2 separate regions of the Homo sapiens genome follow, and region 2 is linked to region 1. Evidence: chromatin loops called from intact Hi-C (ENCODE). Cell type or tissue: A673. All regions are shown on one strand.

Region 1 (8,000 bases):
GAAGCCTCTTCTAAGCCATACTAAGAACTTTTGATTTTTCTCAGACAGAAAAGGGAGGAAATCTGAAAGATTTTAAGAGAAGGGACATGATTTCACTTATGTTTTAGAAAGATTACTTTGACATTTGGCTGGAGAATGAATTGGAGGCCTGTTCGATCACAGTAATCCAGGAGAGAAACTGTGAGTACCTGAGCTAAGAATATGGAATAGAGGAGGGAGGACAGTTCTTGTAGAGACCTATGAAGAAGGGAGATGAGGAAGACAAAGAAATCTAGGTGACCTTCCAGGGCCAAAAAGAAGGTAAGGAAGAGATTCATCAATGAAGCTGAAATATTACATGAGTCTTTATCAGAGCCTGAAATTCATCTACAACCAGGGTTGGATTACTGGTATAATATATTTGGCAAATTGCAGTGGACCTATAAACAACATTAATAGGCCTATAGAACAAACTCTGCCACTTACATTACTATGTTCCAGTGAGTTTTTAAAATTGAATTATTGTTGCTGTTGTGTTGCTGTTGGTAGTAGCAGTGATGTTGTTATCTCAAATATAATACATTCCTACTGACTAGCTAGATAATAGTGCATTTGATAATTACCTTGATATCCTATTCAAACATATTCTACATTTTAGGGTTTCACTCAGAGTAGGTTTTTATTCTGAAGGAGCATATATTTACTTTTCAGATCCCCTCTTAACATTGGACATAGGTAAACTTCTTTTATAAGGTTTATAATGTGCAAACATATATTCCTTTTTATGCTACTGGTCTATTTATTGGATTAACTAGAAGGATTTGATGTGAAAGCTTAGAATGATATTGAAAACACATCACTTCTATTGTAGCTAAGAAAATCAGCTTTAGAATTAGAGACCTTGTATTGGGCATTATGTGTAGACCTTTAGCTTTTTATCACAGCTGTTCTTTGTTGCCATGACAACAGAATTAACCGTTTCATTAATATCAGTGAGAAAAGACACATATTTATGCGTGTCTGACTTAGAATGTAGTCCCTGTTCAGGTTTCAAGACCTTTGCCATGCTCATGGGCTTGTTTTTATTCCTTAATATTTTGCTTAATGTTTCTACAGGATTTTCAAAGCAAAGTCTTATGTTTTTAAGATTAAATTTCTATTGGCTGTGTTGGTTTGGCTGCTTTTTAGTGTCCCCTGAGTGGCGAAATGAGCTTCAGGATCTGAAGCTAGTGAAAGCAATAGGAAAGAAAATTTAGTACAAAAGAAAGCAGTTACCCGTTACAAGAGAAGTCAGTTGTTTGTTTTTTCCTTCTTTTGAGCCCTACTTGGTGAAATGGGTGTTACTATAAATACTGAAGAGTAATCCCTCATCAAAATGGGTGATCCAGCTGTTTCTGTTGCTGCTGAAAGCAGGTAGTGTGCTGATTGCAATTGTGATGAAAAGGCAGAAAAAGTGTCCTACGACAAGTAAAATCCATTATTTTGAAAATAATACCTCAAGATAATAATTTTGCCCATTCCCCAAAAGCTACAATGGTTCCCTACTTGTTTGTATCTGGCTTTTCTTTTGAAGGAAAAAAAATGATTCTTAATAAGGAACTCTCTATAAATATTCATACTTTTAAAGACCAATGCAAAAATTCCCTAATTACCATTGAAATAGTTTGAGGAATCTGTTAACTCTGTTTTCTATTCATACACTTTAGCTAAATAAGGATTATCTTTAAATAAATTGAATTATTTTCTTCAAAATTATTATTATTAATTTCTATATTTTTTGAACACCTATCATGTCTAAGTAAATTTGCAAAGTGCTTAAAATATGTTATCTCATTTAATACATGAAACAACAGCTATATGAAGAAGGTACTGCTATCCTCATTTTATGGTGAAGGAAACTGACGTTCAAAGAGAACTTGTACAAGATTTCACAATGAATAAGTAGGATTTGAATCTTAATAGATCTGATCCCAAAGCCAGCGCTGGCATTCATTAGGGAAAGTGCCACCCTCAACTCTTTGTTTCTGCTCATATAAATATTGTAACAACACGTAAAATATTTACATTCCCTCCAAGGCATGTTGTCCTGGGAGGGGGGAGAAAAGTCTGAGAGAAGATTGTTCATAATAATTAAACTCATAAAACAAGAAAGCAGGTTTGAATCAGACATAAAATCTTTAAACCAAGAATGGTTTGGTGAGGCTAACTGCACACATATGAATAATTTTCAGTACTGAATAAAGACTTTGTACCAACCATTGAAATAAGGAAAAGACTTTTTACAGAACACAGGAGGTTTTTATTTTTAATTTATTTACTTTTTTTACTCTTTTTAAAGAACAGCTTGACTGAGATATAATTCTAATACCATAAAATTCACCTAAAGAGTACAAGGTAATGGTTTTCAGTGTACTCACAAAATTGTGCAATCACTGCCACAATCAATTTTAGAACATTTTTTATCACCTCCTTCTCTAAAAAACCCTTGTGCCCATTGTCACCATTGTCTTCTTTTCCCCTCTCCTCCCCTCCCCAATCACCCCAACTCTAGGAAACCATTAATCTACATATCTCTATAGAGTTGCTCATTTTGGACATTTCACAAAAATAGAACCATACATTATATAGCCATTAGTGTTTGGCTTTTTTTACTTAGTGTAATATTTTCAGGGTTCATCCATGCTGTGGCATGTATCAGTACTTCATTTCTTTTTATGGCTGAATAAGAACCCATTGTATGTATAAATCACATTTTGTCCACTGACAGACATTTGGGTTGTTTCCACGTTTTGGTTATTATGGCTATTATGAACAATCCCGCTATGAACTTTTGTGTACAAGTTTTTGTGGGGACACATGTTTTCATTTTCCTTGAGGCTCTGTTTGTTTTTATGTCATCCTTATCTAATAAAAAGGTGGGGCTCAAACATACTCTGGTGACCAAAGACCTTGTGGAATTCTAAACTATAATCACATCAGAGCTTTACTTTTACATTCTGTGAGTTATACGTTAGAGACAGAGTGATTAATTCAGACACCATTGCTCAGGGTTCTTAGCCACTCTTACAACTTTCATGAAGATATTCAACTCATTCTTTTCTAAGTGACAATAATTATTGAAGCTCTTTAAAACCCTAAATTTAAAAAGTACAAGAAAGCATTTACATAAAATAAAACTTACTAAAGTCTCAGATAGAATAATCTATCTTACCTACTTATCAAATATACATTTTTGAAATACTACTTCTTCAATTCAATTAGATGCTTAGATAAATAAGACCTAAAACAGTAGAAGTGAGTGGCACTCTATTTTTCACTTCTCAGTACTAACATTGTGAAGGATTCTTCAAGTTTCTTCTCTTCCAGCGGTGACAAAGCTAAGACCTAGACTTCAATAGACCCAAAGGAGTGGGTCTGGTTTCTTTTTCATTAAGTTATATGATTCAGTAATAGATGAGAATGTTTTGTAATTAGAAATAAACACATCATTTATTTGTTGAGAGCAAAACTCTATAGGCTGTTCCTAATGGGGAGCTGTTTCCTTGAATTGAAGGTGAGAGTTTATCTTCGGTCTGAGTCATATGGAGGAATCATGAGAATCATAATCCCTGCTAAGGTACAAAGAGTCCAGAGGAAGGTTAAGAGTAAATTCTTGATATTTTTAAAAGATGACTTGTGGGTTCCAAGCATAGCATTAACTTCCATTTTAGAATCCAATAGAAATTGCATCAGCTAATAAGCTAAATGAGGCTTTTTAACAGTTGCTTCTCATCTCTGCACAAGAGGGCAGCCTTTCACCAAAACCAAGGAAACACTTGGGCAGAAGTGTGCTAATGTATATAGAGACCCCCTCCAATCATAGAACTTCCATGAAGAGCTCCCTTGACATAAAGAATGAAGAAATTATGAGATAGTTAATACCATGTGCCCGTGTGCTGTCAATCCCAGAAAATGTCTGCACATTAATATTGCCACATAAATGTTTGCAGTTTCAGTGATATTTTGGGTTTAATGTTACATAAATATTGTTTGAATTTCTTAAACTACTGTGGACAATTATGGACTATTGAAATTAATGATAGGAATAATACATTTTCTAAATAAAAAAACCTATTCGTGCAATTAAATCACTCGACCCTAAATTTTTTTTCTATATCTCATGAGAATGTTTTCTTAGTGGTTATCCATTATTAGATTTCAAGGTTTTAGAATCAAATTGCCAAAATCAATTCCAAATGAATAATAATTCATATTGGGACAATTATAAATTTAAATTATAAAATACAGTCAAAAAGATTTACCGAGAAATTAAGAGAAACCAAAGAGGGTTGCTATGTGCATACACTTCCAAAATAATTAACCACATTTGCCAGGAAATACATAATTTAAATGTATCATGATGAAACCAAAATGCGATTAAAAAGGGGGCTAAAGTTAATTTGTCACATAGAAAGGTAAATGTAACTGTCTTTACATTCAAAGCTTTGCAACAATATTTTCATGAAGTGTAAAGTAACCACAACCCTTTTGTTTCTCTTCAAGTTTATGGAACTTTCAACTAAACATTTCACAGGAAATTACTGTCTCCAAGAATATAAAAGGTTTTATATAAAGGATGCTGATCAGTTGTTCTCCATGGACACAGAGGTGCAAACAAGCAGAAATTGGTTTAATAAAGCAGAAGATATTTCAACTGGACACAAAGCAGAACTTCTTGACTATCATGGAGATAAAGAAAAATGGGGGAATCTTTCCAATAAATGTTTAAAGATAACTGTAAAAAAATCTAGTGAAATGGATAAGAGATGTCTTTACTTTTACTACTTATATTTACAAAATTGAGTACTAGACAGAAAATAATGTGTACACAATATCATTTCAACCATTTTATTTTATGTTTCAATAAAGTAATACTTTCATACTAATAAACTAATAGAGCAAACAAGGAATAGCATTTCAATTTCCTTCAGGTTTTTGTTTTGTAGATAGACACAAGTATATTTTGTCATATACATTGTAAGAACTGGGCTTCCTTTACATAACATTTACTGGTGGGGAAATACAAAAGACAGCCAATGTAGATAAAAATGTTTTTCAATTCTTACTTGCTCAACAAATTTTACCAAACTGAAAGCTCCTTAACTGTAGGGACATTAGGTGCCAAGTACTCTGTCTGGCACATAGTAGACTTTCAGTATAGGTTTATTGAATTATGTTTCCATAAAATTACAGCTTTTTTCTGTATCATTATGAGAATCAAACTCTAATTCTTAGTTTCATTTTCACAGAATGCAAGCAGGATTGGAGAGAGAGCTAAACTGGAGGTATGTATAATGGTTTATAAAGCCCTTTCACAATTTTCATGAACCTGTACTACTTTTCACTTGCTTTTAAGCAAACCATACTAACCAAATACTTACAGTCTTTACTGAGAGTAAATATTTAATCAACAACAAATATTTATCTGAAATTTGCTATGTACAAGACATCATGCCAGGTGCTAGGGATGCAGCTATAAGCAAGGTAGGCACTGTTTCTGCCTTCCTGGAGCTTACATTCTAGAAAATGTAACCAAATTCAGTTGGCAATTAAGCATTTAATTACAGGTGCTATAAGTGATACAAGGAAGAAGTCCAGGGAGTTATGAAAGAATATTCACAGGACTTACTGATGGAAGGGAAAAAATGTCATTACAGGATAGAAATCATTGAAGTTGAGAACTGATTTCATAAACAGAGCTTCAAAGAGCAAGTAGCAGAAGTTAGGTGGGGAGTTCATGGAGGGTATAGTGGGATGATTACATGTCGGAGGAAAGAACATAAGCAAAGACCTAAGTCAGGGAAAAGAATGGCACCATACAGGAAAGAAAATGAGGCAAAGTTGCCAAATGTGGAGAGGGAGAGGAAGTTTCTCAGCATGATCAAAAGAGCAAAAAAGGCATAAAAAGATAAAGATGGAAGACCAAATGAAGACACTACCTGCTGCGGAGAGGCTCACTTCTCATTGGTCTTTCCTTTATTCCATACCAAAACTACCTTTCGTTGCTCTTCTGCAACTGATTTCTACAAGCCCCACCACATTCCTAACCACGTGTCAGTTCCCACTCTGCAGAAAACATAATGTAAACTCTAGTGCAGTTGCTTTTGCCTATAGAAGCATCTCTTTGAGGATTTAATCATAATGTAGAATATTCTCTATCAGTGCCATGCTGAAATGGGAGGCATAAATGATGCATAATTCTTGAAAACCCCATTGTAGACTTGGGTCTTTATAACAAAATAAAAGCTCCATATTAAACTATAAGGCATTATGCTTCCATAAAATAAATTAAATAAATGGCCAGCAGGGGTGTTTTACACAATTTATTGGTGCCCTCTACAGTCAATGCTACATCTCATTAGTGGCTCTGTCACTCATGAAAGATGTGGCACCCATCAGCATCCTTCATTAACTTAAAGCATGTGCCCACACATCAAATATATATTTTTTAATTATGGGAACAAGCTATAAAGCAGATGTGTGTGTGTGTGTGTGTGTGTGTGTGTGTGTGTGTGTGTGTGCCTGCCATGAACAGCAGAGAGCATTCAAAACCCTCCAAAGCTCTCTTTGTTTTTGTTTTGTTTGTTTTTTTTCTTTTTAACCAAAATGGTGAATAAGATACAGTCTCGTTCTTTTAAAGTTATTTCTCTCTACTGACTATTCCTGCTTGCATTCATTGCAATCATCCAGACTTTGCCAATTTTTTTCCTTCTTGACATTTCATTTTTAATTAAAAATGACATTTTAATTAAAAGGAAACATATGTAGAATAAACAGAATAACTCACCAACAGCAGAGAGCTGGGGCTGTCCTGTCAGCTCAGTTTTAACCTTTCTGGCTCACAAAAGCTGTGCTGGGCTTCTCCAATGCTTGCCAAGGCACATTCTCGACAGAGAGGAAGAAAAAGATGGCCATCAAACCAAGATCCACCCACATTCAGAAAACCCTGAGAAATGCAGAGGATGGAGAACAGAGAGGCTATACCCACTCCAAACTATATTATTTGGGACTTTCAGAACTAAAATATTAGTTTTTCTTCTGTTCAGAATATTAAAACTATCACTTTGGTGAAAGACCCCAGTTTTACAACTTTTCATGTTTACAGATGGCCTGATTTGGCAATCTTAAATGTTAAGGGAGTTAGAAATCTGGCAGGAGGTAAGCACAGCCAAAAGTAAAGAATTACAAATAAAACAAACTACCCTTCTATGAACATCCATAACTTAGAATACTTTGCACCTCTCGGGGCTGTTTCCCCTCCTATGTCAGAGCTGGTGTTGGTGGGGTCCATGGGCAGCTGGACGCCTCTCCTCTCCCTGAAATGAGCTGGCTCCTTGCACAAAAGCATATTGTGGTGTAGGAGGGAGTGCAGCAAGACTGTACAAAATGACAAAGAAAGAAACCAGCAGTGGCTACATACTGCATGAGGGGCAGACCGATGGTTCTCTAAGAAAAATCACCGAATAGCATTAAAAAGCCCAGGTCCTCAGAAACCACCTGCCAGTTGATGAGGATCAACAGGTAAATGGGTGACCCAATTTTCACCACATTGCGTGCACACCTTCTGACAAGCATAAAGGCACTGGGACAGACAGAAATCAGTCATGAATAGTCACTGTAATTATAACCCAGCATGAAGAAGGAAGGAAAGGAATATCATTTTGTGGCACCCACTAGGTGCCAATAGTTTGTCATTCTAGTTCAAAAGTGAATTATATAAGTCAGTGTTATAGGTTGAATTGGTTCTCAAAAATAGATACATGAAAGTACTTCAGAATACCAGTACCTCAGAACATGACCTTATTTGGAGCTAGGGTCATTGCAGATGTGATCAGTCAAGTTAAAACAAGGTCATAACTGGAGTAGACTGGGCCTCTAATCCAATGTGATTGGCGTCAATATAAGAAGACGGCCACGTGAAGACAGACACACACAAGGAGAATGCCATGGTGGCAAAGGCAGAGATTGGAGTTATGCAGCTG
Region 2 (8,000 bases), 70 kb after region 1:
CAGTGGAGACAGATCACCTCCTGATCTGTCTTGTATCTAGAAGGCTGTTGAAATGACTGTTGGACTGACTTGAGGATGATTTCATCAAACAATTGGCCAAACAGCCAATTTAGCAGTCCTTTGCTTGTTAGCAACTTGCCCTCCTTTCACCTGCCAAGGAATTAATTGTTTAATTAACTTGATTGCCTAGATTAACTAGGTCAGTTGTTTTATGAATAGACATTGCCTTCAAACTTGTATTCACAAATAATTTATTAAAGAGTGTGCTTTATTCTGAGATACAAAAGGTACAACACTAGAGGTCAGTAGTTCAAGGCTCTTCTCCATTTTGGTAACTGAAGAACTACTCGACCTTTTTATGTTTCAGTGTCTTCATCTGGAAAATGGGCTGAGCAGTGACTTTGGGGCTCCAAGTCACTGTTAATATTCTCTGATGCTTCAATACTCGTAGCAAAGCAGAGAAATGCATTTGGAAACTCCCATGATGCGTTTTACACCGTCACAGGCAGTTTTATGAGATGTGAGACCTTCTCGTGGCAAATTCACTTCTCCATAGGAAGGAAATTAGTAATTGGCTTCCTCAGTAAGCTTGATCTAATTCAACCTACACATTCTGGAGGGCAATTGGGCAGAAAAACCTCGGAAGCTATATAGCCGAAGAAAAATTTCTGACTTTACGAGTTAGGTAATATATTTTCAAAATAAAGAGTATACTTGGGAAATTCCTTTGTGAGATTCAACATGGAATAACAAAAAGTTAGGACTTGGGAACTTTGACTAAGAAAGTGTACACAGGAAAGACAAGGCTGGAGAAAACACTGAGTCCAAGGCTAATATGGATCATGAAGATGTAAGTTGCTTGGTTCAGGCTGGGTCTGTGATGAGAGCCTACTATAATTACAGACACGTTTTACTTGCATTATCTCATTCCTCTTTACTAAAATAAATAACTCTCTGAGGTGATTACTGATCTTATCTCCATTTTGCAGATGGTGAAGTGAGGACTCAGACCAAGCATCAGCCATTGCTTAAACCCAGGTATGTCTGACACCAAAAGCTGTGATAGTTCCCTTTACCCAATCCTTTAGGACACATTAAGCTGCCAAGTAGGTTGGTGCTTAGTTTTGGAAAAACACGTCCATTCTGAGTGGTCAGACCATACATTTCCTCATAAAATCTCTTGTGGTCACATTGGACACCAGTCTGATGGCTTGGGATTACTAGGTCATGTCAAGGTAGTCTGCAGAAGTTGAGTTTAAGGAAAAGGGAAGATTAAAATCAAAGAGCATGTCTTTCAGATTGAGTTGAATTCCTGGGACTCCCCTCCCATCCACTTAGGCCAGATGGGAAACAGTGTGAAATTGAACACAGAAAAATGTTGAAAGGGATATATATTAGAAAAAAATAACTCAAAGGGGTTCAACCAGAAGCACCTAATCTTGTCTCACTTCACATATTCTCAGCTCTGGTCTTCACATCTCTTCACTGCAGAGGGAGAAGTAAGATCTGCCCACTCTGCTTTTCCAGCATGCTGTAAAAGTAAATGAGGCCGGGCATGGAGGCTCAGGCCTGTAATCCTAGCAATTTGGGAGGCTGAGGCGGGTGGATCACCTGAGGTCAGGAGTTCAAGACCAGTCTTGCCAATGTGGTGAAACCCCGTCTCTACTAAAAATACAAAATTAGCTGGGTGTGGTGGCACATGCCTGTAATCCCAGCAACTCAGGAGGCTGAGGTAGGAGAATCACTTGAACCCGGGAGGCAGAGGTTGCAGTGAGCCGAGGCCGCGCCATTGCACTCCAGCCTGGGTGACAAGAGTGAAACTCTGTCTCAAAAAAAAAAAAAAAAAGTAAATGAAAATGTGTGAAAAGTGTTTCAATCTTATTGAAATTGGTTAAATGAATTCAGGGTGCTCTTTGTTATGCATTATTACAAGTTATCATTGGTATCATAAGTAGCAGCCATTTAAGAGAGCTCTACTTCATCTCCAGGCAGAGACTTATTTCTGCCACCCACTCAGTGGTTTTTGATAAAACAGATCTTTCTGCTGTAAAGAAAGCCAGCAACTGGCTATAAAACTATTTGCTTGGGATTATCTTTTAAATGACACAACTCTAGCAAGTTCCTACTCCGTAATATACTTTTGAGTTCTTCTTTTAACCCTCTGCATATTTTCATCTCTTTTCCGTGTGTGTGTGTGCATGTGCGTTTATGTGTGTGTTAAAGCCAGACTTTCAGGACTGAGACAGAACAAATGAATGCATCCTCAGGGGAAATGCTAAATCAGTGACATGAAGGTGATTTAAAGGTCTTGAGGGTCATCCAATATTATTAAGCTTAAAGCATAGCCCTGACTTCCAAGGAAATAGAGCCAGCTGAAACCAGCATCCTCAAATTTAAAAACTGAAATAAAAAAGAATGTTGTATTACAACTCCCATGTTTAAATAACTCAAAAAGAGAAAGACATTTCCAGAGAGAAAATAATTTTTTCTCTAGATTCATTACATAGGCGAGTTCAGCGCTTTTCTGAAAAGCTCTGTGCAGGATGCTTTTTAACTCAATTTAGTCCCCACTTTAAATTCTGTTTCTTAGGGCAAGAAAGCTTTTTTTAGAGCAGAGCCAGGTAACGGTCAGCCTCCTGGATAGTCTGAAGCTTATGAAAGCCATACTCATGCCTTTCATCTCTCCATAAAACTGTACACTCTCCTGATTACCCCAAATTACAATGTTTGCTGCTACTCTCTTTAATCAGATTTGAGCAATTCTGTTTAGTTAAAAAAAATCAAATGGCATTTCCCTTTCATAAGGCTTTGCACTTCATAAGAGGAGTGAATTCTGTTATTCTTCATAGCTCCCCATGAGAGATTTTTCCATTAACGTTTTGAAGCCATGATTGTTGTATATCAAGATACTCAGTCTTGGCCCCATGGTGGTGGATTGGATTACTTTGCTGATTTCTTACCTGCAGTGTAAGACTCCAATGTAGATTAGGACATGGTTTAAGAGGAATTATCTCCTTTTTTTAATAGATCACATACTGAGTTTCAAGCTCCAAATTCAACAGAAAATCAAGCTAATTGTTCATTTCTTCCAGGATATCCCTGAAGGATAATTGACCTCTGCAGAGCAACTTCTTAGTAGGAAACTAAATAATTAAGTTGAAGGAAATACATTTCTTGTTCATGATTCCAGTTGTAAAGGGTTCTTTGTATGTGTGATGAGATCATAACCCTGCATGCATTTTATACAAAAGATAAGTGCACCTGTTTCCCCAGTCTGTATTGAACTAGCTATTTTAAGCAAGACACATATCCAAATGACTATTATAGATAAAATCTATACCTTTTAAAGTTATTGAAAGAAAATATTCTCACTCAAATCAGGCCTCTCCTCATCTAATCTGCACCAATTGGGTTAATCCTTACACTAAAATCGCCCTACAAAATGATCTGGAAACATACGATATAGACAGTTTTATTAAATAATAGGTTTCATTGTTTTCCTCAATTGGCACATTCATATTATTTTAATATACTGTGCCTAACTGCCTATCCTATACATTTTCAGCTGTGGCAGTGATTCATACTTCCTAAACAATAAGAAAAGAATGCTATCCACAAACTCCTAATTCAGTAAGTGCACAAATCAACAGCCCTGATGAGGCAGTTGTACCTTCGATGCTGTTTATAAGCTTCTCAATGAAAAACATTGTAGTATACGGTCTTCTCAAAATAAGAGAACACTGAAAGAGAACTAGTATTTGCTCCAAACTCATTAAAAATCACTCTTCAATTACAGAGGCCTTGGCATTTCCTGGAGTCAATTCCAATTTAAATCAATTCAGTCAACGTAATTTTTAACTTAACAGTTATAACCTCCAAACAAAGTTTTGCCATTAAATATTTCAAGGTGCTAGAGAAAAAGGAAATGGTGTTCCCCAGCATAGCCTGAGGCACGGGAAGTCTGCCCTCAGAGAGGACAACTTTGCTAGCTCACTGCACATCCTAACCACCCCCAAAGTCTCTAATTTGTAAATTGCTGAATCAGTTTGTGCACATTTGGAAAATTACTGCTTTCCTGCAATTTTCTGTAAGCTATTGCTAAATTGTTCTGCTGAATGTTAGTGAAAAATTATATTTTTAAACCACCTCTGAATCCTAAAAGCCCATGGCACAGTATTCTGTTTGTGTGAGCAATTTAGCTTTATTAAGCAGCATGACATAGACTGAGTGAGCTAAGAAGCTTGGTACAGTATGTGCCCCAGAATGATTAGCCAGAGAAGCTAATCAGTTTCCATCCTGATTTTGAGAGTGGAATGGACACCTAGCAAGGAAGGAGGTTCTCTTTGGGTTGCTTTCCAGATAGACCTGACTCCCTATTTTGCCTTGGATATTATTAGAGAAATTGTTCCAGACAGTGGAAGTTTGGAGAACAGCACTTTCCAGACAGCATTTATTTCTGAACTTCTCTGTATTCAACCTTTTACCAAACCACCAATTGTAGAGTTTGCTTTGCTCATCTTGGGCAATAAGGTAATACAATGCCCAAAAAGAGTTCAAAGTACTCTATTCCAAAGGCAGAATTTGTCCATCCACTGGAAAAATGGATTAAGGTAACCCAGCTATAACTCCAAAGGTGAGAAAGACACATTTAAAGGTATCTGTTAGCATACAAAGTGATGGTAGCTCTGCAGACCAAGGCAACAGAAATGGTTACTGAAATCTGTTAGTCTGTTTGTGTCCTCCAACTCATCCCCTGACTGGAAGTTTTAGAAAGGACATATTGAAAGGAAACTTGCAGAAATTCAGTGAATCGTCCTGTGATGTGCTCTCATGTTTCACTGTGGGAAGTAATATTCTTGCTGAGCAGTTTGTTCCACTATAAATCTTTAGATATGCAGCCTTCTCTAAGATTATTGTATGAATTTAGACACACCATTCTGGAAACTAAATTAGCCTGCATTTACTGGGAAGTTGAATGCAGCCAGACTAATGGTAGTGCAAGTGTAATTGGTTCCCACCATGTGTCACTGTGTATACTTCTCAAGCCCCAGAAAAGATGCATTATGGGCCTAATTTTTAAATGTTAATGGATATTGGACACTTGCCAGACACCCAGCTGTGCACAAAACACTGGGATGGTAAATAGCTCATGATCTGTTTAGAAACAAATGATGATGGTTTTTAGGATTCCATGGGACTGACGGCATGGCTACTCGCTCAGACTTGGAGGCTGACCCCATTAATGGCATTGAAGGGAAGTGTTCTGATTTTTACCATCAAAATTAAAGAGCAAGGGCATTGTGTTAAAGCCTAAATTATTTTTGATTAATATTAAGGAAAGTCTAGTCTCTCACACCTATTAACCTTACCTGTGTTAACATAGCTGTTTGACAAGTGTTTTTGGTTTGTTTGCCTGTTTTCCATGGGATCGGGTCAAAATGAGAATGTCTTTATCAATTAGCTTGGGTGTAAACGCTGCAGTCAGAATGACCTGCTCACTTGTGCTTGCAAAGACAGCCTCACTCTCCCACCACACACCTGCCACAGGGCTGACAGAATGGCAACAGGTTTCCTTTCACTCGATCTGTTGCTGTTATCATTTTAATTGAAAGTCAACGAATGGAGCATTTTCTGTAAATTCTTTCTCTAAAAGGTCTTACTAATTGTATACACTCTGTCAGCCAAGCCTACTAGAAATGGCTTCTTTTTGTAAAAAAAGAAAAAAAAAAGTATTGGTGATGAGCTGTTTTTGATTAAAACACCATTAGGAAGAAGTATCATTCTTAGCATAAACATGGGAGAGAAATGGAGGCAGGGCGCCGTAGCCTACTGTTCCTCTGCAAAGAGGAACAACAGGCTGGTGTATTCTGCATCTAAAATGCCATCTGAGGCTATCAGCATGGCTTAAATATTTCATCAGCCAAGGAGAATATGAACATGAGCCGAGCTGGTCTGACATCATTTCTGGAGATGTGTGAGAAGCACTAGGGGAGCTCTAGTGTGTTGGCAATTCAACCACTAGCAATTTGTGTAGGGTGAAAGCAAGAGAAAATGACAAGAGAGGGAAGGTGCTGCCATCTGAATTCAGCTAGCATAAAAGTAAGAAAGTTTGGATTGGGAAGACTTTTGGCAATGATGCTACCCTTTTAGAAATTAGTAAGGATAACTCACTTCAGGAGGTGGTTTTACGTTAGAAAACTTTGTGGATGGATCTTTTGAGTAGCCAGCTTTCCTATTTATATCTTGTATTATTTTATTGTCCTTAGCAATAGGAGAACTCAAGCCATGGTGTTGGTCCATTTTCTTCAAGGGCAGTTTGGACCAAAAGACTCTGATGACTGAAAGATACAGATTCAAGTCCTGGTTCTACCACTTACCAAAAACAGTGTAATTTGAGGCAAATTGCAGTCTCTATAAACTCCGCTTCTGTAACCCTAAACAGGATTATGACTAAAGGTATGTAAAAGCATCTAGGGCACAAGAGTACTTAATAAATGCCAATAAGTAAAACTTTGGCCATGTCATGTAACAAGAGACAGTAACATTTTGAAGCTCTTTATATTTTTTCCTTATTTTAAATTGCAAGAATATAGTATTAAAAATAATATACCTCTTTTATAACATTTTTCTTTAAAAAATTTTCCTTTTTGATAGAAGCTTACTGGAGGGTGTATAGTAGCAACTGATTTTGGGGTATCTTCTAGATATTTCACTCTTCTGCATCTTATAATTGCATCTTTAGGAGGGAGAACCTAGGACAAATGACACAGAAAGCATTAAAAGGATAGGAATTATTTTTCCGCAAACCTAGTTTCCCCAAATCATCAGAGACTGAAGGTCTGAGTTCCTCACTTACTAAAATACAGATTTTAAAGGCTCAAATGGAATCTGAAATGGACTCTCCTTATTTGAACTAAGGCTATAATTTGGGGTGTCCTACAACCTGGTTTGGGGAGTCAAGTATTTTATTAGAGACTATTTTCAAACCACGGATTCAAATATTACTTTTTAAAAAGAGCTTTATTGATATATAATTCAAATAACCATAAATTCATCCATTTAAAGTGTATAATTAATGGCTTTTTGCATATTTGCAGATATGTGCAACAATCAACACAGACAATTTTAGAACATTTTTGTCACCTTAAAAAGAAACTCAGTATTCTTTTCACAATCACCCTGCTATCCCCTCCCCCAAACCCTAAGCAAGCACCTATCTACTTTTTGTCTTATAAATGTCCCTATTCTGTATTTTCATGTGAATAGAATCATACAACATGTAGTTTCTCTCACTTAGCATAATGTTTTCAAGGTTTACCCATTTTGCAGCAGGTACCAATACTTCATTCCTTTTAATGGCCAAATAATAGTACATTGTATGTTGTTTAACTGGTTGTCAGTTCATGGACATTTGGATTGTTTTCCTCTTTTGTCTATTATGAAAAATGCTGCTATAGGCATTCATGTACAAGTTTTTGCAGAAACATATATTTTCTTTTCTTTCTTTCTTTTTTTTTTTTTTTTGTTTTTTTTGAGATGGAGTCTTGCTCTGTTACCCAGGCTGGAGTGCAGTGGTCTATCTCAGCTCACTGCAACCTTTGCCTCCTGGGTTTAAGCGATCCTCCTACCTCACCTTCCTGAGTAGCTGGAATTACAGGTGCACACCACCATGCCTGGCTAATTTTTCTGTGTTTTTAGTAGAGACAGGGTTTCACCATGTTGGCCAGGTGGGTCTCAAACTCCTGATCTCAAATGATCTGCCCATCTCGGCCCCCCAAAGTGTATACTTTGGAGCGGAATTGCTGATCATATGGTAATTGTTTAATCACATGAGGAATTGCCTTGCTATTTTCCAAAAGAGTTGCACCATTCACATTCCTACCAGCAAGAATAAAGGTTCTGATTTCTCCCTGTCTTTGCCAATGCTTATTGTTATCTAACTTTTTGTTTCTAGCCATCCTAATGAGTTTGAAGTGGCATCTTGTGGTTTTGATTTGCAT

What was found. A loop is a pair of places that touch in the nucleus more often than their neighbours do. Peaks named below come from ENCODE experiments on the same cell type or tissue, not always from the same donor. Only the 100,000 strongest peaks of a DNase experiment are listed, where the experiment ranks them.
Region 2: it touches region 1 in a loop (2.2-fold over the local background); 3 of 110 quality-filtered maps call a loop at or near these places.

What each region holds. Positions count from the first base shown.
Region 1 is chr1:97,046,411-97,054,410 of GRCh38, reverse strand. No RefSeq gene overlaps it. Among named protein-coding and RNA genes, the nearest start is that of DPYD-AS1, 46 kb to the left of the region's middle. In A673, CTCF peaks have their summits at 3,764 (motif pointing right) and 6,319 (motif pointing left); a DNase peak (open chromatin) is centred at 3,800; H3K4me3 peaks cover 321 bases; H3K27ac peaks cover 1,194 bases.
Region 2 is chr1:96,976,606-96,984,605 of GRCh38, reverse strand. No RefSeq gene overlaps it. Among named protein-coding and RNA genes, the nearest start is that of DPYD-AS1, 120 kb to the left of the region's middle. In A673, no CTCF peak of the experiment used is centred here; DNase peaks (open chromatin) are centred at 3,065, 3,925, 5,095, 5,955 and 1 weaker place; H3K4me3 peaks cover 620 bases; H3K27ac peaks cover 5,616 bases.